Linked DNA regions of Homo sapiens: region 1 is linked to region 2. A link is a loop called in an ENCODE intact Hi-C map of the cell type or tissue named here. Cell type or tissue: mammary epithelial cell. All regions are shown on one strand. Each heading gives the region's core, and the rest is flanking DNA. Links, peaks and the distances in the headings are about the cores only. Region 1 has its middle 23 kb from the start of POLE4. Region 2 holds the start of LOC102724497 (a long non-coding RNA gene).

The links. Hi-C counts contacts between places; a loop is a spot of excess contacts. Peaks named below come from ENCODE experiments on the same cell type or tissue, not always from the same donor. Only the 100,000 strongest peaks of a DNase experiment are listed, where the experiment ranks them.
Region 1: a loop joins it to region 2, with 6 times the contacts of the local background. A loop is called at or near these places in 2 of 110 quality-filtered maps.

Annotation. Positions count from the first base shown.
Region 1 is chr2:74,975,245-74,987,411 of GRCh38, reverse strand. No RefSeq gene overlaps it. Among named protein-coding and RNA genes, the nearest start is that of POLE4, 23 kb to the right of the region's middle. RefSeq lists an enhancer at 2,959-3,460. In mammary epithelial cell, for the core only: a CTCF peak has its summit at 4,623; no DNase peak of the experiment used is centred there.
Region 2 is chr2:74,709,319-74,721,485 of GRCh38, reverse strand. It overlaps LOC102724497 (a long non-coding RNA gene), which reads right to left and starts at 6,187. Exons shown (of 3, transcript XR_427047.5): 1 at 6,111-6,187. It also overlaps a transcript of SEMA4F not described here. RefSeq lists a silencer at 5,801-6,060. In mammary epithelial cell, for the core only: a CTCF peak has its summit at 6,293 (motif pointing left); DNase peaks (open chromatin) are centred at 6,185 and 8,645; H3K4me3 peaks cover 841 bases; H3K27ac peaks cover 1,281 bases.

The sequences.
Region 1 (12,167 bases), core at 1,496-9,495, 270 kb before region 2:
GCATGAAGTGCTGTTGAATTTTTTCGAAGGCCTTTTCTGTATCCATTGAGATAATAATGTGGTTTTTGTCATTGGTTCTGTTTATGTGATGGATTGTTTATTGATTTGCGTATGTTGAATCAGCCTTGCATCCCAGGGATGAAGCCAACTTGATCGTGGTGGATAAGCTTTTTGGTGTGTTGCTGGATTCGGTTTGCCAGTATTTTATTAAGGATTTTCGCATCGATGTTCATCAGGGATATTGGTCTAAAATTCTCTTTTTTTGTTGTGTCTCTGCCAGGCTTTGGTATCAGGATGATGCTGGCCTCATAAAATGAGTTAGGGAGGATTCTCTTTTTCTATTGATTGGAATCGTTTCAAAAGGAATGGTACCAGCTCCTCTTTGTACCTCTGGTAGAATTCGGCTGTGAATCCATCTGGTCCTGGACTTCTTTTGGTTGGTAGGCTATTAATTATTGCCTCAATTTCAGAGCCTGTTATTGGTCTTCCTGGTTTAGTCTTGGGAGGGTGTATGTGTCAAGGAATTTAGGGAATGGGTTACTTTTTAAATGGTATATTGAAGCCAGGCCCTGTGGCTCACACCTGTAATCCCAGCACTTTGTGAGGCTGAGGCAGGCAGATCACTTGAGGTCAGGAGTTCGAGACCAGCCTGACCGTCTCTACTAAAAAAGTACAAAACTTAGCTGGGTGTAGTGGCAGGCACCTATAATCACAGCTACTCGGGAGGCTGAGGCAGGAGGATCACTTGAACCCGGCAGGTGGAGGTCACAGTAAGCTGAGATCATGCCACTGCACTCCAGCCTGTGCAATGGAGTAAGAATCTGCCTCAAAAAAAAGAATAAAAAATAAAATGACATATGGAAAACTGAGTACTCAGAAAATCAGTAAAGTTGGATTCCTATGTCACTCTGTGGGCCAAAATTAATCCCAGATGGATCCAAAATTTAAACATTAAAAGAAAACAAAAGAATATTGAAAAAGAAAAGCTTGGGAGGAAGGAGAACTAGTAGGAGGGAGAGGCCGCCTGTCTCCAGACACCTGTGTGTTCAGTCCCACTGCAGCTGGTTGCAGTCTCCTGCCTAGCCCTGACCAGTCCTCTGACTGGTCCTTCAAGTCAAAAATTAACAGTGCAAAGATCACTGGGGGTCGGGGTGGACTGGACTTCATCATAACACTAGCAACAGCATCAATCAGCATTTGCTGGTCAGCAGTAAGCTGCCCTGCTGGAGACAGTCGGGTACCCCCGACGAGCTCAGGGCTTGCAGGACAGCTGCAGGGTCCTCATGGGACCTGCTCTGTGGGGAAGTGTAGCTGTGCTGCCGGCTGTCCAGCTTCCTGTTCTTCCTGCCCATTTTTCAAATCTGCTTATTTAGCCTTCCTGCTTATTTTATGAGCTACTTTACATTAAATTATTTTTGTTTAAAATCAACGGTTCATTTGCTGCTGACAACTTAGAATGTTAACTACACACATATATTTTTAACATAAATTGGGTGTGTCAACATGTGTGTTTCACATATGTACCCTTATATGGCTTGCTTTTTGCCTTAAAATTATATATCTATGAATATGAAATTTGCATACAAAAAGGTTGGAAGGTTAACACAGCAAACTGGTAACAGTTGTTACCTATGGGGATGGTGAGATTGACTGTGGAGTGGGAGTAAAAAGAACTTACATTTTTAAATTTATCTTCTGTGGTTTTAATTTTCCATAGTAATCATAGATTTACCTACTACTCTTTTAAACCAAAAACATCTTAATGAGATTTTTGAGATCAATCTTCTATTTGTCTTACAGCAGACCCTGAGTGGGGACACTGAGGCTGTAATGACAAAACAGACAGACCCCATCATTCCCTAATGGAGCTGGCCATCCAATGGGAGGCTCAGACTGGGAAACAGGCAATTACTCAACAGTGTGGCGAGCCCTGTGATGGGAAGAGAGAGGGATATGGGATCCCAGAGTAAGGGCATTTACCTGCCTCTAGAGGGTGGACAGGAAAACCTTCCTGGCCTCAGACTTAAACAGTGAGTAGGAGTTAGGCAGGCAAACAGGGGAGAGGAGAAGAGGCAGAAAGTACACCAGGCAGGGTGAACAGCATCAGTGAAGCCTCAGACCAGGGCTTCCTCAGGAACTCCAAAGCAGCTGAAGCACAGGGAGGGGAGAGGGGAAAATCAGCATAGAAAGGTGGGCAATGTCCCATCACAAAGACTTTTTGAAGTCTTACTAAGCAGTCTGGACCTTATCCGAGGGCCTGAGGGCAGTCACAGGAGGACTGCATTCCCTTTAGAATGATCCCTTAGCTGTCTTTTCTCCACGAGATTTCATCAGCTGTGAAGCAAGCATGTTTATTCTCAGTGTCTCACAAATGCAAAATTCTCTTTTAAAATACTGGGTAGTGTTTTCCTAGCTTCAACTGAAGGGGGACCCTCCATCCATCTGTCCCCAGCTTTTGAATCCTGGCTCTCAAGGCTAACTTAAATAGATACTTTCCTTCAGGACTGACTATACCATCATTCCTAAACCACTAGCTATATAAAATTGTGAGAATCAGACCCTGGGAGAAATCTTGCCCTTTACAAAAGTTGAGTGCAGTGGAATTCCCTTGTCAAATCCTCCACAGGTCTATTCAGCGGTAGATCACAAGCTCTCCTGGGAATCTTCTCTCCCCATTTCGGTTATGTCTGACATTTTTCTCTACTAGGATACTTGTTCTGAATTACAGACCTTCTCACTTTTACAAACTATGTCATGAAATCACTGTATTTCATGTCACTCATGATTATGAGGGACATTAAGAGAAAACAAAAACCCAATTTAGCTTTCGTTTTTAACATGCGCCATATAGTAACAATTTAAAGAGGAGGAATCTAGAAATTATCCCTAAAATTTTCATCCAGCATTCACCAGATTAGTATTTTATTATTTCTAAACACAGAAGGCACAAAGTTTCTTTTTAGCAGGTAAGACAAATAAGAAATACTGTCACACAATGTTTTGAAATACAGTTTCACAGATGCTTATTCTGAAATGACACATTTCTTTAAAATGCATTGACAGTCTCTAGTGAATTCACTATCTTTACTCAGGTAATTTTAAAAGCTAAATGTTGATCTCTGTTTTGTGACACTGGTGTGACATCCCTGAGATGAGAGCAGATAATTTCTACAGCTGTCACTGCCCTGCAGCGCCCTAGTCAGTCTCTATTTATCTTTTCTAATAAGGTAGAGATGCGCTCATTATCGGCTCATCAAGAAACATCACAAGCTGACCAGCACAGACATCTTTTTAAAAGCATGTCTTTCTCCTTTTGCTATCCTGCACTCTATTAGGGAGTGGGGAGGGCAAGGGACATGTTGTCTGTCTTTGGCTGTCCAGCTCTCCAGCTGTCTCCAAAGAGCCCCTTCATGGTAACATTAATAATCTCAGTGAGTATTTCTCAGGCCGAGAAACCTGGGATTGTCAGCACATAAAATGAACCTTTTTCTCAGAAACATACTCTCATTAGCCAAGCTCAGTGTCTGATGTACATGTCTGGTGTTTCCCTTATGTGTCTTTGAAATAGCCCTCATTACTTATTTAGAGCTTTTGTTACCATAGGCAACCCACACTCAGAACAGGAAAGTCTGGAAGGCTCAGTATGCATTACTGAAGGCCAAGATTATAGGTAAGAAAAGCTACGATAGCAATGTCTAATGTTGACTGAACATGATGTGCCAAGCACTGTGCTGAGAGTTTTAGTAGTGTTATCTCATGGGACCCCCACAATAACCTCATGAAATTGTGATGGGTATTATTAAGCAGGCTTAGAAATGCTCATATGAGCATTCTACACAGTCATACAGTTAAGGGTTGCAAAGATGAGATGCTGTGGCTTAGGCTTCTGGATGTCCACTAAAATCTGTCACTTGACCATAATAATAAAGTTGTACCTGGGCACACGGCCTCCTGGCCAGATACTGTATTTCTTAGCTGTTTTTGAAGTAGGGATTGGCCAGTTAACTAAGTGTGGTCAATGGGATTTGAACTAAAATAATGTGTGCAACTTCTGGGTCATTGCCAACTTAAAAACAAGCACCTTGTCCTACTAACACTCTCCTCCCTCTTCGTATGAACTAGAACTAGACTTGGAGACCTCCCACCTTTGATCTAGAGTTGCTCTTTTAAGTACAGTAACCACTAGCCACCTGCAGCTATTTACATTTAAATTAATTAAAATCAATATTAAAATTTTAGTTCAATTTTTATTTTGAACTAATCACATTGGTTCAGTCACACTAGCCACATTTCAACTGCTCAATAGCCAGATGTAGCTGCTGACTGTCATATTATACACCATGGATGTAGAACATTTCCATCATCACAGAAAATTCTATTGGACAGTGCTATAGTAAGGAAAGACAAAGCAGTAAGATGAAAAGAGCCTGGGTCCCAGAATAACCCCATGGAACTGAGCTGCCCTGCTAGTCTAGATCAGTTGAAGTGTTACAAGGAAGAGAAATAAACTTCTACTTTATTTAAGCCAGTATGTTCTAGGCATATTTGTTACAACAAATTAATCTTTACACTAATACAGAAAACCGTGCCTGTCATTGCCAGGTAATTCAGCACAACAGCCAGTGAGTGGCAGTGCTCTCTGTCTTGTGTTGAGACTGGACATTTGTGTTTCAATTATTTTGGAACTGGTCCACGATGCCCCACACCCTCAATGAGGCCAGATCATCTCCTCCTGATTCTACAGCTTTTCCTTTCTCTTTCTTCCTCCCCCAACTCATCTGAAACATCGAAATATTTATAGAATTTTATAAATATGGGCATAATGCAGTCTGCAGTCTCCCAAGTATGAGTGACCAAAATGCCTCAATTCCTTCCTATATCACTTCCTGTGGGAAATTTTCTTTTAACATATATGTTTTCTGGTAGTATAGAATTTTCTAAGAACATATTCCTTGCCCGTATCCCTTGCTTGTCCGTGGCTTGGCGAGTCAGCAATCTACAAGTGGAATCACTCACGAGGACTGAAATATTCCAAGTAAATATGGCCACCACATCCTCTCATCTCCCCACAGTGAAGCAACAAGGATTGAAAAATCATAGCCAGAAATGGCCCCATTCATTCACAAAGAAAAATCAATGTCACAGTGAATGCAAATAGTCCAACTTCCCATAACAAGCACCTTCTCTCCCTACAGACAGAGTTACGTGGGAAGCCAAGTCAGCATCAAACTGTTGCTTGGAAAAGGTGGGCTCAGAACAAAGGAAGTTGGATATATGATTGCAGTGTTTAAAGGTACCTGAATGGGACAGGCTGACAGGTCTGTCTTGCCAATGGGACCATAGCACTATACACAGAGGCACTGACTAAGGCTCTAGTGACCCCATGTAGTGTAGAACAGGCCCTAGCAACATTTGTCTCTGGGACTCCTTCCTCACTTTCATCACTGACCAGTGTCCCCTACTACTGATGCCTTCTTTTAGATATATTTGATCAGGTCAAGTTGAGTCTGAGGCTGAATCGCTTTATTTTAAGGTTCTACTCTCAAGGGACAATCTTCCTACCTCTTGTTCCAAATTCTTGGGGAGAGCCCACCACAGCTTGCATACTAGAGCATATTATTCGGAGCACAAGGCTCTTGATTATGGTATTCTGAGCAGATGCTCACACATTTCCTTTGCACTACAAGAAATTTTTCAAGCAGGGACAATACATTTCTGAGGTTCAGATAACTTGTAGTGAATGATACATGAGAACTCTGTGTATTAAACTCCGTATGTGGCTTGAAAAAAGTCTGGGAGGCTTCTGGGCCAGAATCCGTTGAAAAGTGTAATTGTCATTTCTCAGAAAACTCAAGGGAAATTTCTAAAATCATCACAGCCTAACCCTGATTTTGAAATCGCCCTTGCAAAGATTGTAACAGTGAGACAAATATGGCATGGTTGACTCCATCTTGCCTGTAGCCTCACAGGCTCTCTCCCAAGTAGCTGGGATTACAGGTGAGTGCCACCATGCCTGGCTAATTTTTGTATTTTTAGTAGAAATGGGGTTTCACCATGTTGCCCAGGCTGGTCTCGAACTCCTGGCCTCAAGTGATCCTCCTGCCTCAGCCTCCCAAAGTGCTGGGATTATAGGTTCATGCCACTGTGCCCAGCCCATGTATAACTCTTTTAGTGGATATATGTTTTCATGTTCCTTAAGTAAGTGCCTAAGGCAATTGCTAGTTTATAGGATAGGTGATGTTTAGTTTTATTGCAGTAACATTTCAAATGTTGTCTTTAACACATGAAAACATGTACATCACATCCTTGGACAAGCTTAGGTGAGGATGGACAAGACACACAAAGGTATTTACACTTACATGCACACACTCTCTAAAGAGGACATGTCATTAGCATGATTAATTATTGGCCACTATCCAGTTCTGTATGTTTGTAACTCTCCATGGAGAAATGGAGATCTGGGACAATGGGTGGATTTTGTTTTTAGGAAGTCTGACTTCAGAGGGAATTAAATTGAAGGCCTCAAGTGATTTGCTAACCGGGGAGAGAAATCAAGGAGTAGGTATGGCCAGCAGGCTGCCACCAATGAAGGATTGAAGAGGTGGTCCAATATTGCCTTGTGGTAAGCCCTCACAGCACCACCCACACAGTCAGTTCTACTCGTGTCTGGAAACCTCATTTTGACAGCTTTCAGGGATCTTAGAGACCATCGCAGTGTAGCTTGCTGAAAATAAGCCCTGGAATCACATTGGCTGGATCCAAATCCCAGCTTTAACCCTAATTCCTATGTGACCTTAGGTCTAAGCCTCAGTTTTCTCATTTGTACAATGGAGATAATAGTACCTTCTGCACAGAGCTGTCAGGAAACTTAAATGAGATCTTGCACCTCGAGTGCTTAACACAGGGCCCAAAACAATGGATGCTCCAAGTACACCCTCTATCGTTATCATGTCTACATCCTCGTTTTAGAGAAACAGTGGACCAAGAAAGCAGAGTGTCCTGCCAGTGCTAAACAGCTAGGAAAGAGCAGAGTGAGAGTTAACTTAGGTCTGTTGACTCCAAATCCATGCCCCTTCTGCCTCAGCATGCTGCCTTCTTCAATGAGGCTAGGGGCTCAAAAAGACAACTTTCTCCAACCTATCTGGGCCCAATGCAGTCTGTGCAGAAAACCTAGAAGACATTTGTGGCTGAATGCAGGTCATTCCTAGAGAATGAGGGGGGTGGAATCATGGAATTACAGTTCAGGCTAGGCTCCACCACTTAATTTCTCACTCTCTTTATTACCTATACTATATTATCACTGAAATTTTTATTCTGAACCATTTAAGAGGAAGTTGCACTTGTGAGCATTCAAGCTCACTCTTTTAATATCTCTGAGCCTACTTCCTCTTCTGTGATGTGGGAATAATAATGCATCATGAGAATGCCTGGCATATTGTAGCACTCTACAAGTGAGATCCTTGTTGCCTTTGGGGCTCTAACTCCTGTACTGGAACAGAGATCATTGTCCAAGAGGAGCTATCACCTCCCAGGTCCCAGAGAACACAGAGAAAAAAAAGTGTAACCTGGCTTCCAGAAAATTGGGAGATTTTATCGCTCTTGGGAAACCAATAGGCAACACTGGGACAAGCAATCTCAGGGCCAGCTCAGAGATTTACTGTTTAGTCCCAGCCTAGTATCACAAAGTTTTTCCAATCTCCTCCTAGTTCTTCTGGTCCCTCCTCACAACACAACAATGTGCATCATATACTAAGCAATGCAGAAAAAAATACAGACAAAGGATTAAAAAAAATTGCACCACCTAGAAATAACCATCATTAAGTAAAAATCACTTTACACATACTTCCATGAGAGAAAGATGGGTAGAATGAGCAGACAGGTAAACAGAAATACTTACATAAAATAATACAACACCTGCTATTTTAATTACAAAATACTAAAGTTGCCTTTAGAAGAAAATTTAACAGAAGGAAAAGCTCCAAGTGAAAATGAACTTTATGCTGGACTTCGAATGTTTCTTTGGCATAAGAAAAATGATTTCTGAACACACTCCTTGAAGGTTAAGAGACTATAAAAATTTAAGAAATTCAAGCTATTTTTAAGGTCAGGCATGGTGGCTCATGCCTGTAATCCCAGCACTTCGGGAGGCCGAGGCGGGTGGATCACAAGTTCAAGAGATTGAGACCATTCTGGCCAACATGGTGAAACGCCGTCTCTAATAAAAATACAAAAATTAGCTGGGCATAGTGGTGTGTGCCCGTAATCCCAGCTACTCGGGAGGCTGAGGCAGGAGAATCGCTTAAACCCGGGAGGCAGAGGTTGCAGTGAGCTGAGATTGCGCCACTGCACTACAGCCTGGTGACAGAGCGAGACTCCGTCTCAAAAAAACAAAGAAAAAGAAAAAGAAAAAAAAGAAATTCAAGCTTTTTTTTAAACCATGTTTCCGTTTTAGAGAATATAAATTGACTGGCAATGAAAAGTGAGGTCTGCAACCTCCCCTTCATTTCTTTACGTATTAGTTAGCTTTTGGGCTCGTTTCATTGAGTTTATGATGTTACTATTCTGTAATTCAAACACTCAGGAGGAATTTTCTTCTGTACCTTGGACTATGCTTTCTTCTAGACTGGGCTCCTTGCCTTTGGACACTTTTTGGTTTTGCTCTTGCTTATTATATAGTTGTGCTATTTCTTTTCACTCTGCTCATGTTTGGGCAGTCTTTCCATTTTGCTGTGATATAATAATAACAATATTACCTGACACAACTATATGGCACTTAATATGTGCCAGGTGCTGTTCTAAGAGCTTTCCATATATTAACTCATTTAATCCTCACAAGAATCCTGAGGTATTATCACTATTCCCATTTTACAGATTAGAAAGTTTCAGCACAAAGAAATTAAGTGACTTGTTTAAATAACTTAATCTTTTTTTTTTTTTTTTTTTTTTTTTTTTTTTTGACACAGAGTCTCGCTCTGTCGCCCAGGCTGGAGTGCAGTGGCGCTATCTCGGCTCACTGCAAGCTCCGCCTCCTGGGTGCACGCCATTCTCCTGCCTCAGCCTCCTGAGTGGCTGGGACTACAGGCGCCCGCAACCACGCCCGGCTAATTTTTTGTATTTTTAGTAGAGACGGGGTTTCACCATATTGGCCAGGCTGGTCTCAATATCCCGACCTCGTGATCAGCCCGCCTCGGCCTCCCAAAGTGCTGGGATTACAGGTGTGAGCCACCGCGCCCGGCCGTAACTTAATCTCTTAATGGTGAAGTGGATATGACTCACAGAGTCTCCTTTCTCGAATGCCTCCTAAGTAGCAGATAAGAAACTAGGGATTCTGGCTCCGGCATCCATTTTCTTGGCCACTTTACTTTCCACTACACCTGAGGTCAATTTGTGCTCTCAACTGAGCTGCAGTTTGAGGGCGCTTCTATGTATTTCTATATACCTGACCTGAAGGTATGGTGAGTGGAGAGGGACGATTCAGCTTAGAAGGTGTGCCATCTTGGAGGTTTAACACACAGTACTAGGATTTACTCCGCCTACTTGGAGCTACATTCCATCCCCTTAGCTCTAGATGCATCCTCTAGCTTAGCCTATAGCCCTCACATCCACTGAAGAGTTCATCTCCATCTGCTTCACCCATTTCTCCCCAGGAACCCTTTCCACTTCTCCACAGTCAGAAAAGGGAAAAGCTACCAACCCTTTGGTTTAATTTCCTCCTGACTGAGAGTATAAAAACTCTCCAAGATTTGGGTGACTTATAGTTATGACTTCTGGCAGACGGGTTTAGAAACCTTTCTGTGTCATGCACTTCCTCTCAATTCTAGAATCTTCCATGTCATTCCTTATTTGCTTGTTAAAGTTTGTGGCACTGCAACGTGCCCCATTCCTTGACTGCTGGGGCAAAATATTTTGCTAATTTGTATGAACTTGGTGGGGGGGGGGCAGGGATTGCTCATTTATTAAATTAGGCATTAGAGAGACTGTGAGACATATCTACCTCACCATCCTGATCCAGATATGCATACAGCATACCATCCATTTTTCTTGAAGATTCCAAGTTAGCTAGATATTGTAGATCTGATCAGGGAAACTAGCTTCCTACAGGAAACGAAGGAAGAAGAAACACAAAACTTTAAACAGTATAAAAAATACAAGATGGTACAGAGAACATTCTGAGCTAATTAGGGGAAAAAAAGAAAAATGCTTTAAGTGTTAAGATGTCCAGAGATATGAAGCCTTGAATGAGGAATGTCAGATCCCTGATTCAGATACAATGAAGAAATCAGGAACACATTTTAAATTTCCTAGGTCGAGCGCAGTGGCTCATGTCTGTAATCCCAACACTTTGGGAGGCCAAGGCAGGTGGATCACTTGAGGTCAGGAGTTTGAGACCAGCCTGGCCAACATGGTGAAACCCTGTCTCTACCAAAAATATAAAAAATTAGCCGGGTGTGGTGGCACGTGCCTGTAATCCCAGGTACTTGGGAGGCTGAGGCAGGAGAATCACTTGAACCCAGGAGGCGGAGGTTGCAGTGAGCCGAGATCATCCCACTGCACTCCAGCCTGGGCGACAGAGCAAGACTCCATCTCAAAATAAATAAATAAATAAATAAATAGGACAGTTTTCTACTTTTTAGCATAATGTTCTCTGATTCTTTTTGAATATTAGTCCTTCACACTGTTAATATCAGATTTCAATAGCTTGCTTTTCCCCGTCTCCAAGCATGATCTTTACCACCAGGAAATTCTGCTTTAGTGCTCCCAGTCAGATATACTGGGAATGCCTGGTCTCTTTCTGATCCATTAGCCCGTGACTGATAGACACTGAGGCAGGAGGAGGGCACAGGAGTTGGTGACCACAAAGGAAGCCCTGCTTCTCCACAGGGGCTTATACCAAAAGGTGGAAAAGTGAGGAGTCCCCTGGAAGGCACAGGTGCCTCATTTGAGTCATCTCACCAACAGAGCTGAGTGCAGCTAAGAACCATTTATAGCATTTTTTTCAAAATTTAATGTCTTGTGGAACTGGGAGAAAATATTTACATAATACATATCTGGTAAATGCAAATTAAAACCACATTGAAATACCCCTACACACCTATTATAATGGCAAAAATTTTTAATACCAACTGCTGACATGGATGCAAAACAACTGAAATTCTTAAACACTGCTGGTATAAGTACAAAATGGTACAGCCGCTTTGGAAAATAGTTGGCATTTTCTTTAATAATTAAACATACACTTAAATAAGATCCAGCAATCCTACTCCTATATACCTAAGAGACAACAAAAAGTGATGTTCACACAAAAACCTATATGCAAATGTTACAGTAGCATTATTCATAATCACTAAAAACTGGAAGTCTCAAATGCCCTTCAATTGGCAGATAAACAGATTGTGGTACTTACATCCCATACAACAAAACACTATTCAACAATAAAAAGGAACATACTACTGATAGCATGCAACATGGATGAACCTTAAATGCCTTATGCTAAATTGAAGCCAGACTCAAAAAGCTACATACTGTGTGATTTGATTTATATGACATTCTGGAGGTGGCAAAATCACAGGGACAATAGATTACTGGTTTCCACAGACATTATTGGTGGGATGGGTTGACTACAAAGGCGTGGCATGAGGGAATTTTGTGGTGATGTAACTGTTCTATACCTTGTGATGGTGATTTTAGGTATTTAATGTTCAGAGCTGCACACTAAAATAGGTAAATTTTGCTGAAAAAAATAAAGTTCACAAAAGAAAAATATGTCCTGTGGAAAAAACTTTAAAATAACCCACTTAATTGGTAAGAGAAAGCTCAGGAAGGGTAAGTGATTAACACATCATGGGAGATAATGAGTAGCAGGATGAAAACCAGTGTCTCCCGGACCCCATCCAGGATCCTTTCCACTACAGTAGTATTCCTGATTTTTTTTTTACCTTGACTTTCAGTGAGAAGTATATTAGTTTTCTATTGCTGCTATAATAACTTACCACAAATTCAGCACCTTAGACACTTATTTTCCTCAGAGTTCTGCAGGCCAGAGGTCCAGTATGGCATAACTAGATTCTCTGCTCGGGGTTTCACAAGGCCAAAGCAAATGTGTCAGAATGTGTCAGCTGGCCCGGCTGTTCTGAGGAGGCTTGAGGGGAAAATCCACATTCAACTGG
Region 2 (12,167 bases), core at 2,770-10,769:
AACTTTAACATATTACATAACCATAGGACATTTATCAAAAGCAGGAAATTAACTTTCAGACAATACTATTAATAAAACTATAGGCTTTATTAGAATTTCACCAATTGTCCTCCTGTTAATTAATTTCTAAAGCCATTCTTTTAAAAAAGTTTTCTACTAAAGTCATTTTAAACTTTGTTTTACTTCATAAATTCTGAATATAAAATTAAGGAATAATGAGTGGAAAACTTAGAAAATATGAAAAGATATAGGCCGGGTGCGGTGGCTCACGCCTGTAAGCCCAGCACTTTGGGAGGCCGAGGCGGGCGGATCACGAGGTCAGGAGATCGAGACCATCCTGGCTAACATGGTGAAACCCCGTCTCTACTAAAAACACAAAAAATCAGCCGGGCGTGGTGGTGGGTGCCTGTAGTCCCAGCTACTCGGGAGGCTGAGGCAGGAGAATGGCGTGAACCTGGGAGGCAGAGCTTGCAGTGAGCCAAGATCACGCCCCTGCACTCCATCCTGGGTGACAGAGAGAGACTCCATCTCAAAAAAAAAAAAAAAAAAAAGATATAAAGAAGAAAAAAAACTACCCACAATCTGGCCAGAGATAAAGCTTCTAATCTACAGGGCATACCAGGGACAGAAGAACATGTTAAATACCACCATGGAAATATCAACACAATTCAGACGGTGGATTTATTTTTTATTTATTTATTTATTTTTTGAGATGGAGTTTTGCTCTTGTTGCCCAGGCTGGAGTGCAATGGCACAATCTTGGCTCACTGCAACCTCCGCCTCCTGGGGTTCAAGCAATTCTTCTGCCTCAGCCTTCCCAAGTAGCTGGGATTACAGGCATGTGCCACCACGCCTGGCTAATTTTTGTATTTTTAGTAGAGACGGGGTTTCTTCATGTTGGTCAGGCTGGTCTCGAACTCCTGACCTCAGGTGATCTGCCCGCCTCAGCCTTCCAAAGTGCTGGGATTATAGGTGTGAGCCACCAAGACATTCAGTTCCCAGGGGCAGGCAGGAGACAGTGGCCTTCCTCTATCTCAACTGCAACGGGCTTTCCTCTTTCACAAATCCACCTCAACACAGACCCTTTACGGGTGTCGGGCTGGGAGACGGTCAGGTCTTTCTCACCCCACGAGGCCATACTTCAGACTATCACATGGGGAGAAACCTTAGACAATACCTGGCTTTCCAAGGCAGAGGTCCCTGCGGCTTTTCACAATGCATTGTGCCCCTGGTTTATTGAGACTAGAGAATAGCGATGACTTTTACCAAGCATACTGCTTGTAAACATTTTGTTAACAAGACACATCCTGCACAGCCCTAAATCCCTTAAACCTTGGTTCCATACAACACATGTTTTTGTGAACTCAAAGTTGGAACAAAATAGCTGGGGCAAAGTGGCTGGGGCAAAGTTACAAATTAACAACATCTCAACAAAGCAATTGTTCAAGATACAGGTCAAAATAGAATTCCTTATGTCTTCCCTTTCTACATAGACACAGTAACAGTCTGATCTCTCTTTCTTTTCCCTACAACTGTGGATTTCTTCAGGAAAAAAAATTCAAGGAAAAATAAAAGAGATGAAAGGGGAATCTGTAACTTAAAAAGATGTTCATAAGCTAGATTAACCAATTGCAAAAGGTGAACTTTGTGTGGATTCCAATTTAAATAAACTACAAAAATTATAAGACAATCAGGAATCTGAAAATCCTGAATATTTATTTAGTAATGCTAAGAAATTATTGTTATTTTTAAAGCATGATAATACTATGCTTACATAAGGAACATTTATTTTAGATATAGCTATTGAAATATTTAAAGATGGAATGACTGCTTCAAAGTAATGGGATGGGGGAAATAGGTGGGGGTATAGGCGAAACAGATTGCCATGCACTAATAATTGTTAAAGTCAAAGGATGAGTAAATTAGGTTCATTAAAACGTTTTCTCTGCTTTTGTGTATGATTTGAAATTATCCATTGTGAATGCTTTTTAAAAAAAAATGAATCATCTATTCAACATTCAAAGTCATTAAAAATAAATTTAGACTTTTTTGCCTTAGTTTTTCAAATACATAGCACAAAGAATCACATCGTTTAAGTCTGGCAAATACCAGCACAAAAGACCTTTTATATCCACCTGTGTCCTCCAGGTCTCACTAACCCAGCCAATATTTCCCTTGTCTGACTCACTCCCAAACTCTGCCCTACCCAGGCTGTTCTGCCTTCTTTGCCTCCTTCGTGACCCTTTTACTCTTGCCCTTTGCTACCCTCTTCCTGATCTTCCCTGGATCCTTCATGCAAGTAGCTCCAAGCCCTTTCTAATTTGAAGCAATCCAGTCTTTCAAATTCCAGTTCCATGGCTCTGCTCATAACCTTCTAATTCCATGGCTCTGCTCATAACCTTGCTTCACTCAATAAAAGCACAAGAGCCTGGCAGAGAACAAAGGAAAACTCCCTAGTATATGTTAATATTCTGTTTGTGTTTAAAAGGTAGGCAGACAAAATAAACTTGGAATTATGTTTTATAGACATAATTGTATCCTCTCTTACGCTTTAATTTCTTTCTTTTTCTTTCTTTCCTCATTCTTTTCTTTAACATTATATTATAAACACTTTGCCAATTCCCTGTTCTTTGAAAACCTGGTTTTTAATGTCTGTGGAATATTCTGTCACATACATGAGCTGTAATGTATTTATCTCATCCTCTTTTGTTAGATCCAGTGACCCCTTAGTTGCCAAAGAAATTCAGTCCTCACCCTCCTTGACTTTCTACAGTACTTTGACACTGGTGACCACGCTCTGCCTTAAAATGTTCTCTCATTGGCTTTCCTGATATCCTCTCAATCTCACTCCTCTCTGACTGGTCATTCTCCTGCCTTCTGTGACCTGTCTTCCTCCTGCTCCCTGAATAAAATCCCTCCCCAAGGTTCCATTAGATTCTTTCTTTTCCTCTCTTTACTCTCATTCCCTAGGTGGGTTCTTTCTCCCTTGGCTTCACGTGAAGGACTCCCAGATCTTACAACTTCATCCCTAACCCCTTCCCAGTGTCCCAGACCTGCATCAACCCTGTCTGTTGTGCATGTTCACCAAAATATAGCCCAGTGCAGTCCCACCAACACGACTAAGCAACCAAAAGGAGCTATCCAGAAGCAGCTCAGCCTGCCTCCTCCCACCTGACCACAATGCTGCATCTCCTCAGGATTCAGCTCAATGCCTTGGATTCACCACCAACCCTTTCCTTCACCGTCCACTTCACCAAGTCACCAAGCCCTAAAGAATCTACTTCTGACATGTCTCCCATGACAATTTCTTACTTTGGATTCTCACTGCTCCATTCAGACTGTGAATAGGGTCAACAATTTTCATCTCCCATTTGCATTCACCTCCTACTTGGTCTTTTCTCCTCCTCCTCTGTCTCTGTTCTCTCCAATCCATCTTACCAATCAATCTTCCTAAAGTCTGACTTTAGTTAGGTGACTTACCTGTTCAGTAATCTTCAGTGGCTCCCTATTACTTAACCAAATTGAATTCTGACATTTAAGGTACAATTTAATAGGACCTGCCAAACAATTTCCCTAATCTCACTTCTCTCTTCTTCCCACACATATCTTGGAGGGGGAATAGCATGGCTCCAGAGTCGAATCCCAACCTAGTAGTGCTATAGCCTTGGGTAAATTATTTAAGTCATCTGAGCCTCTGCTTCCCCATCCATAAAATGGTAGTATTAGCAGCATCTACCTCATGTGTGATTATGAGGATAAGATGAAAAATATATATATAAAGTAAATAATATCCAGCATACAGTAGGTTCTTGATAAATATCACTTACTACTTTTATTGCATCACTGCAGTCAAACTGCATTGCTTGGTTTTCCCATATAAATTTTACGACTTATTTCCCCTCCTAATTTTGCTCCTACTCTTCCCTCTGCCTAACTTTGACACAACATCTTTGCCTTCTGAAAGCACCTCCTAGACTCTAAGGCCCTACTCAGGTGCTGCTTTCTCTGTGAACTTTTCTTTGACCACCAGCCACAGGAGCTCTCTTCTTGCTCCTCTGAATGGTAGCGCTCTGCTTCCAGCACTCTGAGGCATTTATACTGCCTTCTGGTGAGCTGTGTGAATGCTTTATCTCCTACAAATCAGGGCAGGACCATGTCTTCCTCATGTTTAATTTCCTCTACACTGTCCAGCACAGGATCTGGCACAAAGTTGAAACTCAGGAAACTTTAATGGAAAGATTGAGTGGATGACATTTCCTGTTTCTCATCAATAAAGTTTCATCTTCATACTCAACTGTTAAATATTTATTGTCTCTTTTTAATACATCTTATTAAGCCTAGGATTAATCAATATGGTTCCTGTTCTCTCAAAGCTCACAGCTAGTTCAGATTATACTTTCAGAAAGTAGAATGAAAACAAGTCAGGGCAATATTTAACAATGTGTTTAATCAACTATAATCAAATTTCATAATGTATAATCTAGACAGTCATTCCCGGGTGGTCAATCTAGGGAGGAGTCTGTAGGAATTAGAAGGTGAGATGGGGAGGGGCAGAGGCAGAAATCTTCACCAGAAGGTTGAGCAGACAGAAAGGCAGTTGAATTCAGGTCAGGAAAGTAGGAGGAAAAATAATTTTACAGGAGAATAATCATACCTGCTTTCATGGAGGTGGGGGGCAAGTGGGACGGAGTGTAAACTAAGAGGAGTGTGTCATCTACTTAGTTAATGACTCTTTGTCTTGCAGTACTGGTGGAGGACAATGGACACCAGCTACATTGTTCACAAGTGGTAATTATCATGACTACAAACACCAGGGATTAATACTTACCTATCGAAGACCATATGAGTAATGGGTGTCTCCCAAGCCTGTAACTGAAAGCACCTTCTAGACTCTAAGGCCCTACTCAGGTGCTGCTTTCTCTATTATACAACTTCTATTCCTGGAAAATCAATGTTGATTAAAGAAGTTTCTGGCCAGGCATGGTGGCTCATGCCTGTAATCCCAGCACTTTGGGAGGCTGAGGCGGGCAGATCACCTGAGGCCAGGAGTTCGAGATCAGCCTGGCTAACATGGCGAAACCCTGTCTCTACTAAAAATACCAAAAAAAAAAAAAAAAACTAGCCAGGCGTGGTGGTGGGCTCTTGTAATCCCAGCTACTCGGGAGGCTGAGGCATGAGAATCACTTGAACCCGGGAAGCGGAGGTTGCAGTGAGCCGAGATTACGCCACTGCACTCCAGACTGGGTGATGGAGTGAGACTCTGTCTTAACAATAAATAAATAAACTTTCCTGAGTTTTTGCTTTTTCTATTTTGAGGCTCCCAATTGCTGTTCAGGTTAATAAGGTCACAGCTCCATGCTTCACCTAAGAGAAGAGGGTTTACCAGGAAGTCCGACTTGCCTCTTAGCCACAGATGGTTGTAAGGCATGAGCCGATTGTGAGTTGAGGTGTAATTTAAATAATCCTAGAAAGAAACGCACATGTCTGAAATTACACCCTTATATCTCATGAAGTTGTATCCAGTTCCCTTCCTAACAAATCCAAGCATTCCTGACGAAGGACACAGAAAAGTCTCTAATCTTTTGGCTTGAATGTGATTAGCATCCTTTAAGAGGAGGAGAGAAGGCATGGAACGAGACGGAGGAGGACAGGTCCCTGAGCAGGAAAGGTGAGGGACAAAATAACCCGCACCCTGTCAGGTCTAAAGAAGCCTCCTGTCCCTCGCCTGCAGACCTGGGTCGGATTCCTCTGCTCCCACAGGGGACAGCAGTACGGGGGAAGGCAGCTTGGTGGAGTCCGCAGGCGTCCCCCGCTTGGAGGTGCAGCGCGGAGCTCGCAGTCCCCAGGCGGGAGAGCGCGGGAGGGCGGCCGGCGGGCTCAGGTCCTCGGTGGCGGGGGGGGTGCAGCCATGTAAGGCCTTACGAAATGTGCAGAGCCGGCCCTGGCGCCGGCAGTACGGCTGCGGAGGGACGGACACCCACGCGAAAGACCGCCCCAGGCCCTGCCAGCCGCGGACTGCGGAGGCTTCCGCACAGGCGGGCAAACCGCGCTGCGTCCGCCCCGCCCCGGCCTGCCCTGAGCCGCGGGGCTCCAGGGCCCACGACGCTTACTTAGGTGGAGTTTCCAGTTGAGCTCGGCTCGAGGGTTTAAATGGATGATGTGTTCCATCCGAAGTCGGAGTTCATGTGATCTTACTTTTGTGTCTAACTCCGTTCTCACCTCTATCCCTAAATTACTCTCTTCGGCTCCCACCCCTGAGCGCCCTCGCCTGACAGCGATCGGCACTCGTGCTGCCACCTGCAGGTGAAAGAGGAAATTGAGCGAACTCAAGTTGGGCGGCCCACTGCTGGAGGAGGGCTTTCAGGACAGGGTAGCGGATATTCCAGATTACTGGAAATCCTGGAATTACTAAGATTTAGATATATTACGCCCAAAGAGCACAACAATTGGCAAGAGACTTGATATAGCCTTCACATCCTCTGGAGGTTTTCCTTTGGTTTGTTTTTCCATTATGCGGATTTGGCAGGGGATGGATGATAAATATTTGCACGAATGCAATTTAGGGCTGTAAAACATATGTTCGCCACCAGGTCTTGTAATCGATGCACATCGGGCAGAGCTGGTTTTTTTTTTACCAGCGCCACCTCCATGATGTTACTGTGATTTCCATCATGGCAGGCTCTGCCCTGCCTATATTGCTCAGAAAGGGCCTTGTGCCATGACCAGTGGTCATACCTGGGTCATTCCTAGCCTGGCGGGTTACCCCATTACAATGTTCTCTGTGCCATAGCAAGTCTTTTTTCACGCATTCCGATACCATGATTTTGAAAATGAATGATTGTTTTTAAAATCATTTTAGAATAATTCCATTAGCATTGTGGTTGAAGCGCCCTGGAGTCAGGCTGCCTGAGTTTGAACCTGACTCCAGTTTACTTACTTGGTGACCTTGAGAAAGTTATTTATTCTCTCTGTGACTTAGTTTCCTCACATACTGAATGGGAATAATATACAGGCCACATAGGATTGTGCGTTTTAAATGAGATAATACACACAAGCACAGGAATATAACATAAAAGAGGATGTGCTCTAAGCTCAAAATGTCCAAGAAAAAAAAAAAAGTGCTCTGAGCTCAAAACATCCAGTGTCAAAAAGTCAGGCTTTGACACTAGCTAGTTTGGGAATATGGGACAAATTACTTCACTTTTCTGAGCCTCAGTTTTCTCACCTGTAATATGCAGATGATGAGAGTATCTATCTCACAGGTTATGAGAATTAAATGAGATAAAATGTCTTCCATGCTTAGACACAGTAAGGATTCAATAAATGCTAGTCTTTTAAACCTTAGCTAGTCTTTACTATTTTCAGCATTCTGTTGTTTGGAAGATTCTGGGTTTTAAACTCCCAGATAAACAATCTTCATCTGTTTGTTCACTGTTTTACTTTTGTATCTAGTACAATCATATGTAGTCCTTCTACCATCCTGGGAGGTAGGTGTCCTCATCCCCAGTTTACAGATGAAGAAGCTGAGGCTCATCGTAGTTTAGTGCCATGCCTGATATCATCATACAGCACCTGAAACCAGGGCACATACACAGCTCCACTCTCCAAGACTAGGGCTCTTTTTCCTGTATCACAGCTGCCTTTATAATTCCTCTAAATGTGATGAGCACTCATTTTATTTTACAAGCTTTTGCTAGATGCTCATGCAGTGTTTGAAATTTTTCAAGTTATGGCAACTTCCTAAAATCAGACTTGAAAATTTCAAGAAACTAAAAGAAATATACTTAGAGCCTTTTCTTCATGGCAAACCTTTTCTTCTGACTTATTAATGGCTTATTAGGTGTTGCTTTCAGAGGGAAGCATGGAGGGGGCAGCAGGAGGGGCTGCTGGAAGTACCAGTTGCTCAGAAGTGACAGGTGTGTTAAGTTCATGCATCTCCCTCCTTCCTAGCACCCCACATTCCCCTTTTGAAATGTTCCTCCCCTGTACTGAAATTGCTTATTTTCGTCCTCTTTCTCCCCTGACAGACTGTGATCTCTATGAAGCTCAAGACTGTGTCTAACATGTCAGTTCTCTAAAAGTTCTTTCAATTTTATTTCTGTAAGAAAAGAAATTCATAGAAGAAACACTCTTCAATTCAGGAGTCAGGAAACAAGATAACTTAAAAAAAAAAAAAGAAAACACTTAATAACAGATCCACACCAATCTGTAAATCAAAAGATTAGGGATAAATTTCATAATTTTGCCCAAATATCCAACTGAAGATCTTTCTTTGATGATTAGTAATATTAATAATGATAACAACTAGCACTTATCAAATGCCAACCATGATCAGGCCCTATGCTAAGCATGTTAGATGTATTGGCACATTCAAGTCCTGCAGTAACTCCATATACTAGGTACTCTAGTCATTGTCATTTTACTGATCAAGAAGCAGGCTAGGAGAGAGCTTGGGCTCATCAGCATCCCACAGCTAGTAAGTAAAGTGGCAGACCTGGACATGAACCCAGGCCTGTCTGACACTGAAAGAGAAGGCTCTAACCACTGCCCTGTGCTGCCTTCCAAGGAGTGGCAGAGTGCAGCAGGAGTGGCAGCTAGCTCAGGGAGGTGCCCGATGTGGAACAATGGATGGGATGAGTGTGTGCATGCTTCCTACATGAACCAGCTTGATTCCTTCTCTTTTATTTATTTTCCACTTCATCAGCTGGGTTTGTACCACAGTCATCTTCTTTCGCTGTGCCTGGCATCCCTGTCCCTGACTCAAGCCCAGAGTGATCTCTCCCCTAGTCCTTGGCACCAGGGCAAGGGGAAATATCCAGTGTCAGAGATCTGCAAAGCCCTCCATGTGACCACCAGACAGATCGGTGCTCATCTTCCCAGCAAACTGCATCCACGCCTCCGATGAGTGGTTTCGATGGTGGTCAGCTAGGCCAAGATCACGTCTCTCCCTCAGTAAGTCCCAGATGCCCAGGTCACCGGGAACAGCTGCCCGTTGCATGCTCTGTCCCCAAAGGCCAAATCTTTCTACTCAGTTCATGCAGTCCTGAAGCCTCCCACCCTCTTCCCATGTCCCCATTTGCCCCTACCCATCAAACCTCCCAGGGCCAGATCCTTTTACAACTGATTGGCACAGCCAATTCACTTCTGGGATTTGATTTCCAAATACTCAACAGCCCCAGTAATTTCAGCAATAACTGCACAGGCAGGCCCAGACCATTCACAGCTGCTGTGTCCAAGATTTTTTAAAAAGGTTTTTAAGGGATTTTTTAGAATTCCAAACTTGTTTTCTGTTATATTTGGTTCCAAATAATTAGTAAGACCCATGGCAGACCCTAGAAACCACCGATCATGTGCTGAACACCTGCAGGAAAGATAGTGGAACATCGAACGCCTTTATGCCAGTGTGGCACTTAAGGAAAAGTAACTATGACTAGAAAAGGCAGAGGAGTGGGTTGAGATTCTGAATTGGGTTCGAAGCAACTTCAGAGGCCATAGAGCAAGAACTTCTCGACTCCCAGATGCAGAGGAACCATCAGAAGAGCTTGTTGAAATGCAGATTCCGGGGCCGGGTGCGGTGGCTCATGCCTGTAATCCTAGCACTTTGGGAGGCCGAGGCAAGCGGATTGTCTGAGCTCAGGAGTTCAACACTAGCCTGGGCAACATGGTGAAACCCCATCTCTACTAAAACACAAAAAATTAGCCAGGCACGGCAGTGTGCGCCTGTAGTCCCAGCTACTTGGGAGGCTGAGGCAGGAGAATCGCTTTACCCCCAAAGATGGAGGTTGCAGTGGGCCAAGATAGCGCCACTGCACTCTAGCCTGGGCGACAGAGCAAGAATCCATCTCAAAAAAAAAAAAAAAAGAAAGAAAGAAAATTAATTAACGTTAATTAATGTGTGACTGACTTATAGCTCATATTCTTCCTAAAGTTTTTAAAACAACTTTATTGAGGTGTAATTGACATATAATAAAATACACCCATTTAAAGTGTACGATTTGATAAGTTTTCACATATGACTATGCCTGATAAACTAGCCCCACAATCAAGATAATAAACATATCCATCACCCCAAAAGTTTTCTCGTGGCCTTCTATTATCTCTCCCCCTGCAACCCACACCCCATCACACCTAGGCAACCACTGATCTGATTTCTATCACTATAAATTATGTTAGATTTTATAGAATTTTATATAAATGGAGGCTTACAATATGTACTGTTTTTTGTCTGGCTTCTTTACTCACCTTAATCATTTTGAGATTCATCCATGTTGCTGCATGTGTCAATACTTCATTCTTTTTCATTGCTAAGTAGTATTCCATCTCATAGATATTTATTCATTCATCCATCGATGGACATTTGGGTTGTTTCCAGTTTTTTACTATTATAAATAAAGTGTCTATGAGCATTCATATAAACTCTTTGTATGGATATGTGCTTTCATTTCTCTTAGGTAAATATCTAGGCATGGGATGACTCAATCACATGGTAGGTATATGTTTAAGTTTGTAAGAAACTGCCAAACTGTTTTCCAAAATGGCTGTGCCATTTTACACTGGCAATGTATGAAAGTTCTAGTTGCTCCATATCCTTGCCAATACTTGATATGGTCAGTATTTTTTTTTTTTTTTTTGAGATGGAGTCTCGCTCTGTCACCCACGCTGGAGTGCAGTGGCATGATCTCGGCTCACTGCAAGTTCCACCTCCTGGGTTCTCACCATTCTCCTGTCTCAGCCTCCCGAGTAGCTGGGACTACAGGCGTCCGCCACCATGCCTGGCTACTTTTTTTGTATTTTTAGTAGAGACGGGGTTTCACCGTGTTAGCCAGGATAGTCTCGATCTCCTGACCTGGTGATCTGCCTGCCTCAGCCTCCCAGAGTGCTGGGATTACAGGCGTGAGCCACCATGCCTGGCCGATATGGTCAGTATTTTTAATTTTAATCATTCTAATAGGTAACCAGTAATATTTCATTGTGGTTTTAGTTTGTATTTCCCTAATGAATGATGTTGAGCATCCTCTTGTCTCCAATCCATATATTGTCTTTGGTTGAATAGTTGTTCAAATAGTTGTCCTATTTGGGGAAGGGGAGATTGTTTTCTTATTATTGACTTTTTTCGTAGTTAAATCAGGGGAATAGATTTAATTCACTGTCTTATTAAGGTATTCCATACTTTATGTCCTTTACTTACCCAAAAGACACAAAATTGATAAAGAAAATATAAGCAAATGAAAAACTCAAGCATTTCCCATAGAATAGCATAGAATGTTCATTAAGTTATTAAAAGCTCAAAGATAACTTAAATCAAATGCTTATTTAGATCCAAGAATTGTGCTTGGTTCCACCTCAAAAAGCTTCATAACCTAAAAAGGAAATAAATATAGGAAAAGAAAGCAAGTGCAAAGTTTTGAATGAATAAAATTAAAGCAAGCTCTAGAAAAGAAATTCTAAATGGAAACAACAACAAAAATGTACTTAAGAGCCAAATATTCTTGGAAACTTAATTCACAGTGCAACCATGTTGAAAGGTAGGACCTTTAAGAGGTGGTTTGGTCATGAGGCCTCTGCCTTCATGAACGGATTAATGCTGTTATGTTTCCCAGATAAAACAGGGTTCCTGATAAAAGGGTGATTTTGATCTTCTTACTTCTCTCTCTCTTTTTCTCCTTCTCGCTCTTTTCCACCCCGTCACACATATACACACATGCCCTCTTACCTTTCCACCTTCTGCCATGGGATGACACAGCAAGAAGGCCCTCACCAGATGTGAACCCCTCAACCTTGGACTTTCCTGCCTCCAGAACTGAAAGAAATAAATCTCTTTATAAATATTTTTTAAATAGCCAAATGCTGAACAAAACCGTTCAAAAACAGTAGATTACATACTGTATTATAATGGAGTGCTTTAACATGTGCAATATAGGCATATAATATATACTGGTTTTACAAACTATTTCCATTATTTTGTATTCAGCTTGCTTGTAAAATAACTTTTTCTATCTTGAACATCAGAGAGTAGCAAAAAACTGACTGAAACTGCCTAGAAAATTACATTAGGCTAAATTATAATGTTTTAATATAGCTAGGCAATCTCCCTTTTATTCCTGAATGACATTTTCACTGAATTAGGATTCTGGGCTGACAGTTCTTTTCATTCAGGACTTGAAAAA